Regions from separate parts of the Homo sapiens genome. Here region 1 is linked to region 2. Evidence: chromatin contacts called from ENCODE Hi-C or POLR2A ChIA-PET data. All regions are on one chromosome and are shown on one strand. Each heading gives the region's core, a stretch centred on a gene start or an enhancer-like site at or near the end of the contact. The rest is flanking DNA. Distances are from core to core; before and after follow the strand shown. Region 1 overlaps LTBP1 (latent transforming growth factor beta binding protein 1). Region 2 overlaps LTBP1 (latent transforming growth factor beta binding protein 1).

What was found. A loop is a pair of places that touch in the nucleus more often than their neighbours do. ChIA-PET counts read pairs that join two places held with the same protein, here RNA polymerase II (POLR2A). Pooled maps may share reads with other maps.
Region 1: a loop to region 2 is called in a map of PC-3, with 2.9 times the contacts of the local background. The contact joins two enhancer-like sites. A Hi-C loop is called at or near these places in 9 of 168 maps with a recorded cell type or tissue (CD8-positive, alpha-beta T cell, PC-3, aorta and 6 more) and 4 of 50 pooled maps. POLR2A ChIA-PET finds 5 or more read pairs at or near these places in 2 of 52 experiments (K562 and MCF 10A).

Annotation. Positions count from the first base shown.
Region 1 is chr2:33,099,908-33,106,300 of GRCh38, forward strand. All of the region lies in intron 3 of LTBP1 (latent transforming growth factor beta binding protein 1), which reads left to right. Among named protein-coding and RNA genes, the nearest start is that of LTBP1, 160 kb to the left of the region's middle. Within about 2 kb of position 4,309, at least 4 of the 41 ENCODE cell types and tissues checked have a DNase peak (open chromatin) inside an H3K27ac peak, as active enhancers do; they include PC-3 and ascending aorta, where a contact is called at or near this core.
Region 2 is chr2:33,067,437-33,074,833 of GRCh38, forward strand. All of the region lies in intron 3 of LTBP1 (latent transforming growth factor beta binding protein 1), which reads left to right. Among named protein-coding and RNA genes, the nearest start is that of LTBP1, 120 kb to the left of the region's middle. RefSeq lists an enhancer at 2,204-3,403 and a silencer at 2,346-2,640. Within about 2 kb of position 3,100, at least 14 of the 41 ENCODE cell types and tissues checked have a DNase peak (open chromatin) inside an H3K27ac peak, as active enhancers do; they include PC-3 and ascending aorta, where a contact is called at or near this core.

The DNA.
Region 1 (6,393 bases), core at 3,059-5,558, 34 kb after region 2:
AGGTCACAAGGGGGAATAGATAAAATTAGCATCCGAAACCAAAATCCATGACTGTCTCTTGCTTCCATTAGGGTGCGAGGTGGAGAGTTCAATAAAACAATCATGTAAATCAACCACTACAGCAATGCAGTGGGAGAATAATCTGGGGAGTGAGCAAAATTAGGCAGGAGAGTTCTCCCAGGTAAGTGGATAAAGGTTATGTCTGACATCTGGCAAACTGGATGTTAATTCCTCACAATGCGATAAGAGGAGCATCACTGGAGAGCATAACGTGTTCCGGCTACAGAGACTGACAGCTCATGCTGTGGTTCATGGGAACAGCTAAGTGAAGAGTGCGAGAGTGCAGGAGGAGTAAAAATGAAGTTGATAACATGTGGGATAGAAGTATATACCTAGCTGCTACTCCAGAATTGGCATCTCAAATGGTTACCTAAAAGGGGATAAAGACATATTTGAAATTGGCTGAGATGAACAAGACTTGACACTGTGTCATCCAGAAATATGAAGGATGGGGGCAGGGGGGGCAAGAAACCCAGCTTCTTTTTCCCTCATTCACTGTGGTACCTGACTTTTTTTTTTTCAAGGAATCTAGGGTATAATTGCCTTTTTTATGTAGTTTTAAAAAATTTTTGTAAAGTATATGTAATGTAAAACTTGCCATCTTAACCATTTTCATTGTACAGTTCATGGAAGTACATGCACCGTGCTGTGCAACCATCACTACTTTCTGTTTCCAGAACTTTTCATCACCCCAAGGAGAAACTCTACCTATTAAACAGTAATTCTCTCTCTCTCTCCCCCAACCCCTGGTGATAACCTCTACTCTATTTTCTGTCTATAAATCTGCCTATTTCAGAGACCTCATAGAAGTGGAATCAAATCATACAGCATTTGTCCTTTTATGTCTGTCTTATTTCACTTAGCATGATGTTTTCAAGGTTCATCTGTGTTGTAGCCTGTGTTAGAGTTTCATTTCTTTTTAGGATTAGATAATATTCCATTGCATGGACAAACCACATTTTGTTTGTTCTTTGTCCCAGGACATTTGGGTTGTAGGTTCTGCCTTTTTGCTGTTATGAATAATGCTGCAGTGAACAGTGGAACATAAGTATGTTTGAGACCCTGCTTTCAGTGCTTAGGAGAAGAATTGCCAAATTATATGGTAATTCTGTGCTTAATAGCTTTTTGAAGAGCTGCAAAACTGATTTTTCACAGTGCTTGTAGGGCTAGGTTCCTTGACTCTTACAAACTCATTAGGTATTAAGGAGTGTGAACAGCTGACCCTAGGATTGCTGAATGGGGCTTTGCAAATTCTGAGCTCATTGTTTACAAATAACTTCAAAAAAAATTTTAAGTGAAGCTTATATTTAATGAAACTTTAGAAAGTAAGCTTTGCTTTTTTCTTAAGTATACACTTAGGCAGTCTTTGAATAGAAATCTAATATTATCAGAGGGATGAAATTCTGTTTTTGTTTTGTCGTTATTGGAAGAGGAGTGAAAGAATTGAATATCAGGTATTGTGCTAGATATTTTCACCCATCATAAAAAGAAATCACTCATCCTTATCGTTTCTGCATTAACTTTGTGAGGCGATGTTATTACCCTTATATCACTATGAAGGAGTTGAGGTAATTCTTCCCTTCCTTCCCATGATAAGTGGTAGAGCTCAGGTTTGGTTCTTAGAATTCAGTTAAAAAGTCTCGTGATTGGCATTTCCCCAATAGGCTAGGAGCCTTAATTACTCAACTGTTTACATTTTGAATTTTTTTTTGGATTGTATTAGTTAGGTTTTCTCTGGCCCTTGTTAGTTTAGATAAATAGGAGATGGCTACAATTTCTTTTTAATTTGGTTTTAGATAAGCTCTCCTCAGTAACCAAATGTAGTAGCTCGTTTTTTGAGAAACTCAGGAGTTTAGTTATTAACAATATCTCTTTCAATGGTTGCTTGTTAAATAACTTACTCAGTTCAAGGTTTTGATGATTTCGGTGTACTGTGCTTTTCAGAATTTTTGAACACAGTTACCTCATCCTTTGCAGATAGGATATCTGCTTTTTTTAGCACGTAGCTTTGACAATTAAACATAGAAGAGAAGAGGATATGTCTTGTGTCCAGGCAACTTGAGTATAGGGCCACCTCTCTGGCCTAATGGGGCATCCAGAGGACACATTTGGAGGTTGTGCAGTTTTGATCTCCTCCTTCTCCAGGGTCGAAATTTCTGTGTGCCTGGCCTCATCATCTCTGTAAACCTGTCTGTCATTGGCTCTTCATTCATATCTGTTGTAATAGTTTGGTGATAGTAGCCCACGTTTAGAGCGCTAGTTTTCAACCATGGAACTATTGATATATTGGGCCAGGTACTTTTTCTGTTGGGGTGGGGGGCTGTTCTGTGCATTATAGGATACTTAGTGTCATCCCTGGCTTTTTCCCAGTAGATGCCAGGCTGCCATCTCCAAGTCTTGACACTTAAAAATGTCTCCAGACATTGCCAAGTGTCCCTGAGAAGCAAATACAGCCCCTGGTTAAGAACCACTGGTAAAGGAAGATTTGGAATTACTTGGTTGTGTTGATCATGTTTCTTAATGACCATTACTAAAAATCGCTTATTTTCTATATTTTTTCCCTCAAATATCTACCTTCTTTCATTTTAATTTCTCAATCCCTTTTGTCTCTTTCATCTCATTTAGTCGAAGACAATTTTTATTGGTCTTTCTCTTATATTTTCATTTCTCCCATTTTCCTGACTTTGTGTTTGCTCCTTTCATTTTACTTTTGCTGTGTTTTTCTGGCATACTCTGGTTTTCCCATATTCTTTACTGGCAGTCTGTATATGCTGTTTGTATGCACTGTCCGTATGCACAGTCTGTATGCTGAATGCACAGTCTATATGTTGTATGCACTGTCTGTAAGCTGTACGCATTGTCTGTATGCAGTCTGTATGCTGTATGCACTGTCTGTATGCACAATCTGTAATGCTCTGTATGCACTGTCTGTATGCTGTATGCACTGTGTATGCACAGTCTGTATGCTGTATTCATTGTCGGCATAGTCTGTATGCTGTATGCACTGTCTGTATGCACAGTCTCTATGTTGTATACACAGTCTGTATGCTGTATGCATTGTCTGTATGCATAGTCTGTATGTTGTATGCACTGTCTGTATGCATAATCTGTATGCTGTATGCACTGTTTGTATGCAGATTCTCTATGCTGTGTGCACTGTCTGTATGCACAATCTCTATGTTGTATACACAGTCTGTATGCATAGTCTGTATGCTGTATGCACTGTCTGTATGCAGTCTCTATGTTGTATATATAGTCTGCTGTATGCGCTGTCTGTATGCAGTCTCTATGTTGTATACAGTCTGTATGCTGTATGCACTGTATGCACAGTCTCTATGTTGTATACACAGTCTTTATGCCGTATGCATTGTCTGTATGCATAGCCTGTATGCCGTATACATTGTCTGTACGCATAGTCTGTATGCTGTATGCATTGTCTGTATGCATAGTTTGTATGCTGTATGCACCATGTGTGTAGTCTGTATGCTGTTTGCATTGTCTGCATGTGCTTCCCTTTAGTCTCTTCATCAGCAGCCTGTTACCTCCTAATTCTGTTTTGGTCTGATAGGTAATTCCATATGGATGGGGTCATGGACCATAAATCCTTGTCTCCGTTTACGTGTGTGTGTGTGTGTGTGTGTGTGTGTGTGTGTGTGTGTGAGTGTTATGCTGCCATGTGGCATCTTCCTAATGGTTTGCTTATTCTTTGCCATTCCCTATGTGCATATTGCCCTTGAGCACTCTCCAGGGGGAAGAGATTTTCTGCATCAAATCATAGCTGACACTTTAATTTACTTGAATGCCCATCCTGCTTGTTGAGTAGCATTCACCCATCCTTCTCAACAACTTGAAGGCAGGCAGGGTGCAATTGATCACTTGAATTTTGTGGAGAAGAACTGGCCCTGGCAGCCTGAAGGTGACCCCTGCACTTTCCTCCTGAATCCCTGTTTCCTCTTCTGCTTTTTCTTACTCCTGATTATAAAACTAAGGACCCTCAACACAGGGGAACGGGTTAGATTGTGTTGGACTGGACTTCTGTGGGAAACTTTTTGTGGCCTATTGGGGGTTCCTTTCTGTGAGGTCCAAAGCCCTTTTCTTAACTGGAAAGGGCCTTGTGTTCTGCCAGATCCTCCCACCCTCTCTGCAGGTCAAATAATGGATTTAGTAGAAATATGGAAAAGTTTAGTCTGTCTGTGCGCCAAAAATTGCCACTAGGAAGGCAGCAGTGTAAACAGTGTGTGACTAATTCTTTCTTTTAAGGAAAGCAGTTTTATGCGATTGTTTCCCTGCTGCTAACAAAGATACAGAGGTTTCCTCAGATTCAAGTCTTTAGATGGCCAGCCACACCCCAGCCTCTGGCCTGTTTCTCTTGTTCTTTCTTTTCTGTGTGTCACTAGTATCTCCCCATCACATAATATGCAGTCATATTTTGGCTCCTACCATTCCTAACACCACGCTATTGATTTCTCTGGCCCTTGTTGGTTTAGATTAGTGACCTTCAACCAAACCCAGCGGCCTTTCCTAATTTCTTATTCCTTTGGTTTTCTGCAGTAATTTGCAGGTGGTCCTCTCCTGCTTCCTCCTAGAAACTTTCTTCCACTTACCATTTTTGAACTGACTCGATCCTTGTTTTTCTCCTCTTCTGACTTTTTGGCCTCCTATATTCTCTTTATGTCCCTACCATTAAGTGTGAGTATCCTCCAAGACTGTGTGGCTCCCTGTTGTTTTTCCTGAAACATTTTTGCATTTGAAGATGTTGGCCTCTCCTAGAATGTCACTATTCCTAAACTCAGAGGCTTTTCCCTAACCTCTCCTTAGAGATCCACCCTGCATTTCTGTTTCTAAACTAACATAATCATTCTTGCCCTCTCGAGAATAGAGTGGCCCTTTCTTCTGACAGACATGACTCAGCACGCCTCATTGCACTTACTTTTCCCCTCGGCTTTGAACCAAAAATATCCTTCCAGTGGGCTTGAAACCTTCAAGTTGCTGGAATCCTTCCCTGGCTGTCCCCACCCCTTTGCTGATTTGATCCTCAAGTCCTGTTAGTTCTTCTTATAGTTACCTCCATTATGGCCCCTTCTCGATTTATTCACTTTAGATGTTTTCTAAAATGTCTTGCTCTAGTAGATGAAGACTTAGCTTATTTACTTCACCCCCTGTCCACCAGCCTTCCTCCCAAAGTCATCATAGGCACACTGGGAAATACTGAGGGTTCACATCCAGACCATCCCAAGAAAGTGAGTATCCCAGTAAAGCAAGTCACATGAATATTTTGGTTTCCAAGTACATGTAAAAGTTATGTTTACACTATACCTTAGTCTATTAAGTGTGTAATAGCATTATGTCTAAAAAACAATGTACATTAATTGTTTAAAAATTAATTTCAATTTTTAAATTAAAATGTAAAAATACCTTACTGCTCGAAAATGCTAATGATCATCTGAGACTTCAAATCATATGTGATCTTCTGCTTTTTTTTTTTTTGAGACAGAGTCTCACTCTGTTGCCCAGGCTGGAGTGCATTGGCATGATCTTGGCTCATTGCAACCTCCACCTCCTGGGTTGAAGTGATTCTCGTGCCTCAAGCTCCCAAGTAGCTGGGGTTACAGATGGCACCACACCTGGCTAATTTTTGTATTTTTAGTAAAGATGGGGTTTTATCATGTTGGCTAGGCTGGTCTTGAACTTGCGACCTCAGGTGATCCACCCGCTTCGGCCTCGCAAAGTGCTGGGACTACAGACTTGAGCCCAGCCCCATAATCTTTTTGCTGGTAGAGAGTCTTGCCTTGATGTTGGTGTCTGCTGAGTGATCAAGGTGGTGGGTGCTGAAGGTTGGGGTGACTTTGGCAGTTTTGTAAAATAAGACAACAATGAAGTTTGCCACATCAATTGACTTTTCCTTTCATGAAAGATTTCTCTGTGGCATGCAGTGCTGTTTGATAGCATTTTACGCACAATAGAACTGCTTCCAAAATGAAAGTCAGTCCTCTCAAATCCTGCTGCTGCTTTATCAACTAAGTTTATGTAATATTAGAAATCCCTGGTTGTCATTTCAACAATGTTCACAGCATCTTCAGTAGGAGCAGATTCCATCTCAAGAAACCATGTTTCTTTGCTCATCTGTAAGAAGCAGTTCTTCATCCCTTCAAGTCTGATCATGAGATTATAGCAGTCCAGTCACTTCTTCAGGCTCCACTTGTAACTTTCATTCTCTTGCTGCTATTTCCACCACATCTGCAGTGACTTCCACTGAAGTCTTGAACTTTTGACCTTTGGGTCATCCATGAGAGTTGGAATCATCTTCTTACAAATTCTTATTAATGTTGATAT
Region 2 (7,397 bases), core at 1,850-4,349:
TGTTTGCATACCAGTTGTAGCAGATACATTTTCTTAGCTCAACTAAGTACTGTTGACCTTCCATATCCATGAGTTCTGCATCTGTTTTTAACCAGCTTTGAATCAAACATATCTGGGAGAAACAAATGGCATCTGTACTGAACATTCACAGACACTTTTTGATCATTATTCTCTAAACAATACAGTATAACAACTATTTACATAGCATTTACATTGTATTAGGTATTATGAGTAATCTAGAGATTATTTAAAATATACAAGAGGATATGCATAGATTAGAAGCAAATACTATGACATTTTATATTAGGGACTGGAATATCCACAGTTTTTGGAATCTGAGGGAGGTCCTGGAACTAATCTCCCATGGATACCAGGGGACAGCTGTACCAGCAGTGCTTTTGGACCACAATGCAAGTAGAAAGGAAATTTCTATAATTCAAAATCTATTTAACTGTGCAGTTGAAGAGCTTCCACTTAACTTTAATTGCAAGTGAAGAATCTGAAATGTAGCAACATACCAAAAGGAGGATATCAACAGAAGAATATAATAAAAATTTTTAAATGCCATCCAAGTAATGAATATGCTTAAATAAAATCATATGCTCCTGGATAACAGTATTTTTTCCATACACAAATAGGTGTGTGAAAAGACATTTTCAGAGATGAAATATGTAAAATCTCATTAGAGATTAGCATTAGCAGAGTAACATTTGCGATTCTTTTTTTGTGGGGTGGGGGGAGGGTGTAAACATATGTTTTTATTTCTCTTGAATAAATGCCCAGGAGTGCAGTTACTAAGTCATGTAGTAGTTGCATGTTTAGTTTTTTTTTTTAAACAATAAACATTATTTTTCGATAATTTTTAGATTCACAGCCAAAATGAAGGGAAATAGATATATAGTCCATATACTCCCTGCCCCCAAATGTGCACAGCTTCTTCCATTATCTATTACCACTCCCACACCAGAGGGGTAATTTGTTATAAATGATGAACCTGCATTGACTCATCATCATCGTCCAGAGTCCATAGTTTATATTGCTGACTCTTGATGTTGTACATTCTGTGGGTTTGGAAAAATGAATAATGGCATGTATCTGCCATTACAGCATCCTACAGAGTATTTTCACTGCTCTAAAAATCCTCTATGCTCCACCTATTCATTCTTCCTTCTCCCCTAATCCTTGGCAACCACTGATCTTTTTATTATTTTGATAATATTTGCAGTTGATTTTGATGATAAGGAATACTAACTTTGAGTCCCAATTAAGCAAATTGTCCTCCCTCTACCAAAAGAATATCATTCTTCACATTAGGAGGCTTATATACAAATAATTATACTTTGTTATTAATATTATGTTTTGAATTTTGTCAATGAAAAATGTGTGTGAAATTGTTTTCTCTCATTAAGTACCCTCTATGATACCCTCAATATTGCCTTTTGGCCCACAACTAAAATATATACTATATGGGTCTTTATGGAAAAAGTTTGCTAACCCCTGATTCATATCAATGTTTAACTATTCTAACCATTTAGATCAGAGAATGAATGTTTTTGTGCCTCAATAAATGTCAGTTTCAAAAACCAACAGCAGTAAAGGAAATTTTGTTTGGGGCTCAGGATATTTTGCTCCGGAAGTTAAGCTTACTTAAAGTTTACTCTTGTTCTGAAATTGTGTTAAGTTGTCTGGGAGAGGGTTGAGCACAATACATGACTGTTGATTCCTCTCTGTGTACTTGTTAGGTATCCCTGGTACCCTGAGATGATGGCCCCACTCAAAGCCAGACTTCCGAGAGCCTGGACTGGGGAGAAAGATGCCCCTGGCTCTGTGCACTGATGCCTCCCTCCCCGCCCCACTCCATTCATACCCACACCCTCTCCCTCTAGTCTGCACCTCTTCCTCCTGTGCATGGGAATATCTAGTCCCTCAGTTCCCAAATTTCTGCAGATGAAGCACCCATTCTTGTCATTCCCACTTATGATCCATTTTGATCTAGAAGGTAGTGTTGTCTCCTAGGAGGGCAACAAGCAAGTCTGAGCTGCCTGCCCCAGAGTTTTTGCTGTTTGCTAAGGCATCTCTGGGGTGAACAGAGGGCAGGTCAATGTTACCTGCTGACCTTGAAACCCTTGGTGTGTGTGCAGCACAGCCTGGAAGTTGTCAGTCAAGATTATTCTCAAGCCTCATAGACTCAGGTTCCTAGTACAGACATCTGCATCCAGACCAGTTATCTGCTCACAAAACAAAGTTGAAGAGAACAAGAATGAACATCATGCAGTTTTGATTTTTGCCTCTTCATTCTCCCTTTCCCCCATTTTCATCCACAAATGCTTACTGTCTTCACCATTTTGTGCAATATTAATTTCTCTGGGTTATTTATAGGGAGTGGGTGGGCACAGTGCTTATGACTTAGAATGGAAGACGGTATTCCCCGAAGAGCTCTCAACAGCTCACAGTCTGAGGGAGACCCTGTGGGTACTTGGTCTGTTGATCCTGTTGAAAAGTGAGCATAGCATGTGGGAAAGTGACTCATGGATGTGACTTCACCATTGCCCTCCTTTTAAACTTCTTACAGTGAAAGCATAACCCAGTTCTGACAAAGGTTTTCAGCCAGGGCTGGGCCTGCCTTTGACTCAGCGATGTGTCACATTCTCTCTGCCGGAAACTCTCATTCTTAACACCAGTCATCATGGTCCTGGCAACACACTTTTTGGAGAGGTGTTGGTATTTGGTGGATTTATTTTCTTTTCCAGCTGCCCACAAAAAAACAAACTCAGAAATATCTATTTGTTTTTCCTTTGAAAAGTTTGTTGGAATAGTGTGTCATTTCTCCATCTGGAGCCGTTGTTGCTTTGCCAAGGATAGTTTGCTTAGGGCCATGGCAAGGTGACGGTGGCCCTAAGTGAAGGGTAAAATAACTGGGGCGGCATGCCCGTCTGGGATGGCGAAACCTCTGAGCTGCTGTCAGGCGGTGGGTGGCTAGCCATGGCTGGTGGCCACAGGCCATCACTTCAACTGTGGCTGGGATTTGCTTAAAGAAGTCCTTTAAGTTTCTTAAGTAATGTCTGCCCAGTCACTCACCTAAGCGGATACCTCTTTACTGTTCGGTGATTTTGTGCCAAGAGAATGCCTAGACTTGCCAGCCCACATTGGAAACTTCCCAGAAGCCCAAGGGCCACACCTAATTTACAAGAACTGGAACCCCTATTCCATTCTTTGCTGCTTACAGCTTATGGGAGAGGCATGTTCTAACGGGCTTCTTTCCTTCTAATTTGTAGATCCTGTGCAGGCAGCTCCTTGAAGGCAGGGCTGTGCCTTTCTTGTATGTTTTCTTAGAGTGTTGAGCTCAGAGGAGACCCCAGTAGAGAAGGCACTGTGGCGTGGGGGAGTAACACCTGTTTAGTAGTCAGGGGAATAGGGTCAAAACTCCACGTTGGCCACGGGCTATGAGATCTTGGCCCAGTCAGTTCATTTCTCTGGGCATTTCCTCATCATCCAATTGCTGGGCTGAGTGATTCTCTAAAGCAGTGGTTCTCACCCTTGCTAGATGTATGAGAAACACCTGTGGACTTTTTATTCTTTAATCATACATGATCTGGCCACAGCCACTCATAGTGGGTTCAGCAAGTCTGGGTGGAGCTTGCAGAGTAAAGATTTTTCCAGAGTTCTTTATGGCCAGGGTTGAGGGCCACTATGTGCAGTCCCTGACTAGATAAGCAATGGGAACAAAGAGTGAGTCGTTCAGGCCACTTCCAAGCTTACTCACGTGGCTTTGGGTAGGTCTTGGTTCCTCATGGCTTTTGGCGGAAGGCCTCATTCATACCTCACTACCTGGGCCTCTCCATAGGACAGCTAGCTTGCCTTCCTCACAGTGAATGAGAATGTGGACAAAGTAGAAGCTACAGTCTTTTTGTAAACGCAATCTCAGAAGTGATGTCCCATCATGTTTGTCATATTTTATTCATTAGAAATGAGTCCCTTGATCTGCCTTATACTCTAGGGGAGAGGATTCTGCAAGAATCTGGACTACCAGGCAGTGGGATCATTGGGTGCCATCTTAGAGGCTGCCTTGCACAGCATCTAGGAGGTGGCTGCAGAATGGATTTTGGAGCAGGAACAGGGGGAAGGGAAGCAGGGAATCAGAAGGGTGTGGTCCACAAGCTAATGGAAGGAGGATAGAATTCAAGTATAGGCTAGGTTATGATGTCGTAACAAGTCATAATCTGAGGGGCTTGAAATAACAAAGATTTATTTCTTCCTCATGCAGATAGTAGTTACAGGCTGTTTTGGGCTTTGTGCCATATCATCACACGTGGGACATGTTCATCACGGGTCGTCTGGGGATTCTTCTTTATGTCATTTTCACTGTGGGACCTAAGCTGACAAAGCAGCTTGAATGTGGAAAAACTCCAACTGTGCTTCCCCCACTATACTCTCACAAAGCAAATCTGACACCGGATGTGTGGGGATTTCTGCCCACCAGCAAGCAAGCAGTCAGTTCTGCAGTGCACACCAACTGAATGTCCTTTAATTGAATTCTGACACTGTCTACCTGGAGACAGCATCGGATCCCACAGGTTCAGGGCTCAGTCCCACGAGACTGCCCCCGTTTCAGATACCAGTTGCAAGTCTGAGCCTCTGGAACTTCTGACCAACCAGTGTCAAGTTGGGGTTCCCATGATCTGCTGTTTGGGTTTGACTAATTTGCTAGAGCGGCTCACAGAACTCATGGAAACACAGGTTTACCAGTTTATTATAAAGGATATTGCAAAGGATACAGACGAAGAGGTGCTTAGGGAGAGGTTTAGGGGAAGGGGCGCAGATCTTCCATGTCCTCCCGGGATGCACCACCCTCCAGGCACCTCCACATGTTCAGCTATCTGAAGCTCTCTGAACCCAGTCCTCTTCGGCCTTTTATGGAGACTTCATTGGATAGGCATGATTGAAGCATGGAGTGGGGAAACCTACCAAGGCCTGTCCAGATTCTCAGCCTCTCTGTGCAGCATTCCTTCCTCCAGGGTCTGGGGCAGCACCCCTGAAACAGGGGCCTTAGGACCTGCAATCAGACAAGGAAGGTCCTCGCATTTGTTCACGGTCAGTTTCAGGACAGAAAGGCAGGGGGATATCTGAGTATGTTTTTAGTTTCTAAGGCCTTCCTTGGGGAGAAAAAAGTGCAGGTGAAAGGAAGGCAGAAGGTCAGTGAGAGAGAGATTTGTTTTTTGAGGACTAAAAGTGCCCCAACATGAGGTGATAAGGACTATGGGAGTTACGAGCCAGAAACCATGGTTGAAAACCGGTATATTAATATATATGTCATAGTATCACGCAAGTACTCTCAGAAACATTGCTGGTTGCCATGGCAGAGGGAAAAAGTTATGGAAAAGCATGTATTAGCTCTTAAAACTTCAGCCTATGTTATTTCCATTCACGTTTCATTGGCCAAATTATGTCTTATGGTCTACCACCACTTCAGAGGGGGCGAGGATATGTACTCCTGTCATGTGTCCCGAGAGTAGAAGTCTGGAGATATTTGATTAGCACCAATGACACCCCTGGGGGGAGTAGTCAGTAGTGTTGCCCTCCACAGAGCCGGGCAACGTGACCACTGAACATGGTGTTTCGGTTGGCATTCACGTGGTCATTGTTAATCTTAATCTTGGCCAGTTCAGTAGTTGTAGAAAAATGATGTATAACCTGATTGCATGGTTTGAGGAGTGAATAGGAGATGAGAAGGTGCAGAGAGCTAGAAGGAAAGAATTGTAGACATTTTTTACCATGAAGGAAGTTTGAATTACCAGCCTTTCCTCATTCTTTTGTATGTAATCACAGAATGATGTCACAGTGTTTTTTTTGTTTTTGTTTTTTTATTTTACCATGTACATATCAACAGATTTTTCTTTGACTATAAAGGACTCTGTGCTTTGATAATAATCCAGAAATGACCAGAGGAAGTTTATCTTGTGTGCACTTTCAATATTGTATTTAAATAGGAAATCACCCCTTTTTACAGTTTTCATCTCGAGCCAAACAAAGTCAAGGTATTATGAGAACTGCAACGCTTTTTGAAGAAACCTATCATACATTTATTTTTCTTAGTTTTTCTTTCTTCTTCCCTTTTTAACTGGTTTTGAAGTTTGGAAATAATTAAATTTTATTCAGTCTCCAAAGTTGCTCTGAAACATCAGTTTTTCTTCTTTCTTTCTTTTTTTTTTGGACAGAATCTTGCTCTGTTGCCTATCCTGGAGGGCAGTGACACAATCTCAGCTAACTGTAACCTCCGCCTCCCAGGTTCAAGCAATTCTTGTGCCTCAGCTTCCTGAGTAGCTGGGATTACAGGTGCCTGTCACCATGCCCGGCTAATTTTTGTATTTTTAGTAGAGACAGGGTTTCACCATGTTGGCCAGGCTGGTCTCAAACTCCTGACCTCAGGTAACCCACCCGCCTCGGCCTCCCGAAGTGCTGGGATTGCAGGTGTGAGCCACTGTGAGTTTCCCATTTTTGCTGAGTTCAGTATTCAAGCAGGAGATGTGAAACTACTTGGCAAATTGTAAGGTGATATACAGGTATAAGTCATTTTGCCACTTTTTCCATTAGTTTTGGTTGGCCAAGTAGTAGCATTCTGCACATTTTATTTCTGTTGTGAGCTAATGGTCTGAAGTTGAAGTGCAGATCGTCCGAAACTGTATAATTGAGATGTTGATTATATTTGGCTTCACAGAATTCTAAAAAGTAGATTTAACGTATATGTTGTCCTGAACTAAATATAAGCTGGCACTTCATTAACATTTAAGAATTGATAGAAAAGAGACGTAGCTGCAAACCGGGGCTGATCTGCCCAAATGCAGCAGCAATGATTATTTTGCCACCATTTTCTTCTCATCAGTCTCCCATCTCTTGTCATGGCCTTTTTCACTTCTTCCTCTAGCAGTTTCAACTGACTCAGTTACTTTCTCTAGGCCCTGTACTAGGGTAGAGATACTGAAAGAGCTGGTGATACCTGCCTTAAGAAGGGTCAAAAAAAGGCCGGGCATGGTGGCTCATGCCTGTAACCCCAGCACTTTGGGAGGCCAAGGTGGGTGGATCACTTGAGGTCAAGAGTTCGAGACCAGCCTCGCCAACGAAAACCCTGTCTCTACTAAAAATACAAAAATTAGGGCTGGGCACAGTGGCTCACGCCTGTAATTCCAGCACTTTGGGAAGGCCGAGGCAGGCAAATCATGAGGTCAGGAGATCGAGACCATCCTGGCTAACACGGTGAAACCCCGTCTCTACTAAAAATACAAAAAATTAGCCAGGCATGGTGGCAGTCGCCTGTAGTCCCTGCTAGTCGGGAGGCTGAGGCAGGAGAATGGCGTGAACCGAGGAGGTGGAGGTTGCAGTCAGCCGAGATCGCACCACTG